Linked DNA regions of Homo sapiens: region 1 is linked to region 2. A link is a contact called in ENCODE Hi-C or POLR2A ChIA-PET data. All regions are on one chromosome and are shown on one strand. Each heading gives the region's core, a stretch centred on a gene start or an enhancer-like site at or near the end of the contact. The rest is flanking DNA. Distances are from core to core; before and after follow the strand shown. Region 1 overlaps RHBDD1 (rhomboid domain containing 1). Region 2 overlaps RHBDD1 (rhomboid domain containing 1).

Evidence for each region. A loop is a pair of places that touch in the nucleus more often than their neighbours do. ChIA-PET counts read pairs that join two places held with the same protein, here RNA polymerase II (POLR2A). Pooled maps may share reads with other maps.
Region 1: a pooled map shows a loop between it and region 2 (4-fold over the local background). The contact joins two enhancer-like sites. A Hi-C loop is called at or near these places in 2 of 168 maps with a recorded cell type or tissue (CD8-positive, alpha-beta T cell and chondrocyte) and 2 of 50 pooled maps. POLR2A ChIA-PET finds 5 or more read pairs at or near these places in 4 of 52 experiments (H1, IMR-90, OCI-LY7 and 1 more).

The regions. Positions count from the first base shown.
Region 1 is chr2:226,942,630-226,945,556 of GRCh38, reverse strand. The region is part of intron 8 of RHBDD1 (rhomboid domain containing 1); the gene reads right to left. Among named protein-coding and RNA genes, the nearest start is that of RHBDD1, 110 kb to the right of the region's middle. Within about 2 kb of position 1,561, at least 3 of the 41 ENCODE cell types and tissues checked have a DNase peak (open chromatin) inside an H3K27ac peak, as active enhancers do; they include OCI-LY7, where a contact is called at or near this core.
Region 2 is chr2:226,904,987-226,907,696 of GRCh38, reverse strand. It overlaps RHBDD1 (rhomboid domain containing 1), which reads right to left. Exons shown (of 9, transcript NM_001167608.3): 6 at 816-904. Among named protein-coding and RNA genes, the nearest start is that of RHBDD1, 70 kb to the right of the region's middle. RefSeq lists a silencer at 2,701-2,710. Within about 2 kb of position 1,401, at least 3 of the 41 ENCODE cell types and tissues checked have a DNase peak (open chromatin) inside an H3K27ac peak, as active enhancers do; they include OCI-LY7, where a contact is called at or near this core.

The DNA.
Region 1 (2,927 bases), core at 312-2,811, 38 kb before region 2:
ATAGGCTGGATAAAGAAAATGTGGCACATATAAACCATGGAATACTATGTAGCCATAAAAAAGGATGAGTTCATGTCTGTTGCAGGGACATGGATGAAGCTGGAAACCATCATTTTCAGCAAACTAACACAGGAACAGGAAACCAAACACCATATGTTCTCACTCATAAGTGGGAGTTGAGCAATGAGAACACATGGACATAAGGAGGGGAACATCACACACCCGGGCCTGTCAGGGCGTGGGAGGCTAGGGGAGGGATACCATTAGGAGAAATACCTAATGAGAATGACAGGTTGATGGGTGCAGCAAAGCACCATGGCACATGTATACCTATGTAACAAACCTGCACATTCTGCACATGTATCCCAGAACTTAAAGTATAATAATAATAATAATAATAATAATAATAATCAGATTTGATCTTGTTTCCACTGTCCTCAGGATTAAACACAAAACCTTCAAACACATCATACTGAGCCCTTCACAACTTGATTCCTACTTATCTCTGCCCTCTGATAAATTGCAATCCTCCCCACAAATCTCCCCATGAAAAATACATTGTAACCACAACCAACCTAGTTCCTCCAACAGACTGTCTCCCTATTCCTGGGCTTTTATCTATTTTCTTTGCTCCCCTCGCTCCTCTATGAAAATCCTTCACTAAGGTCTCATCACATTCAAGGGGAAACAAAAATCCATCAATAGACCATGGCCAGGAACTCACTAATTCAAATTTGGCATCAATACCCAGATTGTCCAAAACTTAGACTTTAAACATTGATTTATACAACAAAGGATGTTCACTACCTAAGTATTCTGTCAATCTTTAAGCCAAATAAGGTGACAGAAAATATTATAATATCACTACAGCCACTCAGGAGGAAAATCTATGAATTCTGAGTTTAGAGTGAATGATATCCCATTTGTATACCTCTCTTTTCTGTTTGCTGTAGGTATAATTTTCACTGTATTTTTTTAAGTGTTAAGTAGTTGTCTATTCGTGTAACTGCAAACAGCAGAGAAAGACACGCTTTTCAGAACACAAGTCTCGGCATTTTTAAGGAGAGTGCTCCTGCGGTCTCATTATTCTGCCAGTTAATTGACAGGACAGAACGTCCTAATTGCTTATTAACTCTGACAGTGTCCCCCTAGCCTGGTGGCAAGGTCTAAGAGACACAGAACGCACAGCAATTGTACAACCGCTGCTCCTCTAGGGGCACAGAGCCTCAGGTTCAAGCAGCTACAAAACAGCAGATGTTTTTATTTTCGTTTTAAAAAATCCTATCTACAATAGAGTAGAATTTGGTAGTAGGTTATTTTCTCCTTAGAGTAATAAGATGAACCACACTGCTGATTAAGTATTATTTGCTTGGGCCAAAACATCCTGCACAGCCATTGCATATGGAAGTCATCCTTGGTTTAGATTGAATCTGCCAAAATGACAACTGATTTAAGAGGCACTCAGTGGTCTTTCACTTCCCCCTGTCGCTACCACCAGCAAGACTATACTGAGCAAAGGCATAACAGAAACAAGCTGTCAACACAGGCCAATGGCCTGTCAACAATGGCCACTTGGATCCCTTCCTCAGAGCACACAGAGAAATCCAGAAGTCCACTGCACAGGTGGGCCTACAGACCAAGAAGCACTGTTTATGTGGTTTTGTAATACATAAAACTTTAAAATAACAATGAGCAAATAATGAAGGCTACCAAAGGGGGATGAAATGCAGCATAACCTGACAAATGTCACAATCTCAAAGTTATATGCAAAATAGGCCTTACTAGGCCTGCGTTATGTAAGTCAGGGACTTATTTCCCTCCTCTCCAAAAAGCATGCTCTAGACAATAGTAAATTACTTGAGGTTTAAAATTTATCTTTGTCATAGCACAGTGTGCAAAAGAAGGGCCTTACTAACCCCCAGAGACCCAGCTTATTTAAAGACACAATGAAGAGAGTAGGTGTTCTATATAGATGTCACTTCTAGAGTACACTTATTAAACACTATCTCCTGTAATGTCCATGGGCTACATTTTATTTTAGCATCACGCTAGCCAGAAGCAAGTGGTTCCCTTTTAGACTCATTGAGTTGAAAATCAAAAACTACTGGGCTTTGGATTGTTCTGGTTTGATCTGTAAAGAATCCCGATGCAATGATTCAAGAGTCACCTCATATCATGATTTGTTTCACCTGTCTCCTATGACTGCACACTCAGGCCATCTGCAATTTTTCCAAAGCAAATAATTAGAGTGTAATTTTAATCAGTTTAATATTTATAGTAATCTTTATACTTTTGCACAATTTGGGCCAGGTATCTATTAAGGAGATCTTTGGTCCTCTGATTGAGATTAGTGAAGATACACAAATACGTGACTCTCACATCTGGCTCTCCATAACTAAGTACAACACGATTATAGTTTTGAATCACTGGAGAACTGCCATGAGATGACACTAGACCACCTTGAGGCTGTTTGTGACTGTATAATAAATGGAAACCAACATATGACTCTTGGTTTTTCTCACCAGCAACACAACACAATATAATGGATGGGAGAATGGGTATAACTGTAAGATTGTTTAAGAGAGGCAGAGCGGACAACAGCGGAAATTCTCATGTGAATAATTCCCACTAATAAGTAACTGGAGTAATGGGAAATAGCTCAACATAAAATTGTGATGTCTTAAGGCACACTTAATGCAAGCACATTTATTCTTTTCTATTATGAATCATTTCTTTTCTAAAAGGAAAACTATTAAAGACAAATTAAGTTCTATTTAAATTAACAATGCAAATATCCTTAATTCAAATGTCACTAATATTTAAAAATTAAAAAAAATCCAAACCAAACAAACAAAAAAAACTTAGCTAAACATATATGAATAGATAAAGACAAAAGTAAGATAATTGTCATTGCTATCTCTGTAAAT
Region 2 (2,710 bases), core at 152-2,651:
GCCTGGAAAGCTTTCTACTATCATGAATATTATATGGTTCTCAAGAATACCAGTCATCAGCACAAACTGTGAAACAAATTATTTATGGTTCAAGAAAAGGTAAAATAGTCTCAGAAGACTTCCCATGAATAAAAGATGAAATAGTGGAACTCAGTCTATAAAACAAGTGTTTGCAAACCAGTTTTCTTACAAGTCAAAATGAGAATCGCATTGAAAATTAAGAGGTCTAAAAAATACAAGTATTTCTAAATGAAATATTTTCATTGAGTATCAATTTGAAGGGAAAAACAAAATTAAAAAAAGCAGGAGCTAAGCTTCAAGCAATAACAGACTTGGTTTCGCCATGCATGAATATATGGCTCATCCACCAAGGACCCGGTCATCAGTCTGAATTCTTTAAAATACTGGCCATGCACTTCAGTCCAGGCTTTGTTTTCTTTTTCACCTTTGCCTTGCACGTATATTAATTCATGGACTATTATAGAAGAATGCATTATTTTAAAGGCACTTTAGTTCTCTGCATTCTTTAGGAAATCGTGGTTTTCTGCGGGTAGCATTAAGGTTGAGGGTATAAATATATACTGATATTTGTCCCCTAAGAAAGTATCAGATTCGAAATTTAAGTTTGCAGCCTCTTTTGTGGAGCAATGTAAGGAACTGCACTGGTTGTTTTACCTTTCGGTTTAAAAAGAAAAACAGGCATATTAGGGAATTCTTGAGCTGAACCACAGGGAAACTTGGGGTTGCTTCTGTTCACATTAAAATTAACATGAACTTCCAAGCTGTTGTCATGCCAAAGGTGTTTTATTCTGTACCTGCACATGCTTCCATGATTTTCTTCAGAGGCCCTTGAGTGTACATTAGTCCAACAAGAATCCCAGCCAGATGCCCAGCGAAGGAAGTCCTAGGAGGGAAGGAGACCCTTTGTGAGTGTTTGTTCTGCTGCTGATTAGAGACATTCTGTCTTCTCATTAGCCCAGTGCATGTCAAATAGTCACAGTCTGCAGGCTTTGTTCCACATCAAGTCTTTTATGCTAAGCAGCATTTAACTCAGTCCAAAGAACAACATCTCCTACCTTAAAAAAAAGTACAATGAATAACAACCACCACATGTTTAAAACGCAACACCCCTCCTTAACCAGGGGAAGTGGGTTGTCTCCTCCAGAGCAGTGGAAGCATTTGGTCAAGACAAGTCATTACATCGCTTTCCGTTTTTTTTCTGTACCTCTTATCACAAAACATAAATAAAATCAGTTTTCTCTGTTTGGCATTAAATCTGGAATTATCCAGCCATTGTGAGGGATGATGTCTATCTGTGTTATGGCAGGGCAGACTGCTGCAGTTTTCTACACCATGGATGAGTGAAGCAGAGAGCAAGTGAAACTCAGCAAAAGGAACTGAGATGCCCACCTGCATCCACCAAAGTTGTCTTCATGTGTATGTTTCAGTCACTCAGAACAAAGAAACATACATTTAAATTTCAAACTTGAAAGATGAGTTAGGGCATGAAAGTGTTTGCGTTAGGGCATGACAGTGGTTTAACTCTTCTTAAACTGGCATCTAAAACCAGCAATTACTTGTAAGATTTATTTTCAGAGGTCTACTTTGACCCAAGTGGCAACACTCTTTGTGGAGTTCCCTGGCTGAATGACCTCCCAACCAGCCTGAGTTTAAGAAATTACTGGCGATTCTCAAAAACCTCTGCTGTTACCACAAAGGGGGGGGTCCTACACAACGAGTTGTTCTTTAAGCACTTGACCTCAATTTCCAGCTGCCCGCCACCCTCTAGACACCCCCGCGCACACATGCACACATCCACTAGCACCTTAAACTAGACTTTTCTGGGGTGCCACTCCCACTTCCCGTTTGTAATGCCTCTCATACCCCTCCCAGCCTTCCCATTCCTACTGCCACAACCATGCTTACTGCCATCTGGACTATTTGGAAATGCCCAGTGTTGGGCACAGAGTGAACCCCAGATGAATGTGTGTTGAATGAATAAAATAAATGAAAGAAAATCATCCAGCTGGTCTCCCTGCAAGCCAGCTCTTGCTCTCCAGTGCATCCCACACACGGCCATCAGTTATCCTCCTGAGGCAGAAGGCAAGTGGTGTCATTGCCATCCTCTGAAATCCACTGGTTCTCACAGAATACTCCGGTGTGTGTTTAAGCCCTTCCAACACTTGGCCTTGCCCATCTCTGCAAAGTCAGAGGGTGGAGACCTCATCGTCTACTACCTCCATTCCCACATGCCCCACTGTCACATCCCCCAAGCACTCTCTGACCATAGGCTAAGCCAAACAGCACCTCTGTCAAAAAATGCCACCCCAGTTGAAGAGCCGTTCTTTCCTTCTCCTGCCTCCCCTCAGAGCTGAGGCTCCTACCTTATTCTGGCACGAAGCCAGTCTGCTGGTGGCACAGTACTTACACGTCTGCCTGCCTGTCCGTCTCTCTCTGTCACACACAAACTCCCTGAGGGCAGCAATGGTGTCTCATTCATACATTATACAAAATTAGAAGCTTAAAAAAAAAAAAAAGCCAAGCAAATGAACGCATTCCCACAGCCTGGAATAGTGACCTCTCATTCCAGAAGGTGGGAAACTGAAAGTTATGAAAGAGCCTGATGGAGACTCCAAGAACATAGCCTTTATGTGGCTTTTACATATGTATTCCAAACACCCAGGACAGGGCCAGGCACATGAGAGGCACT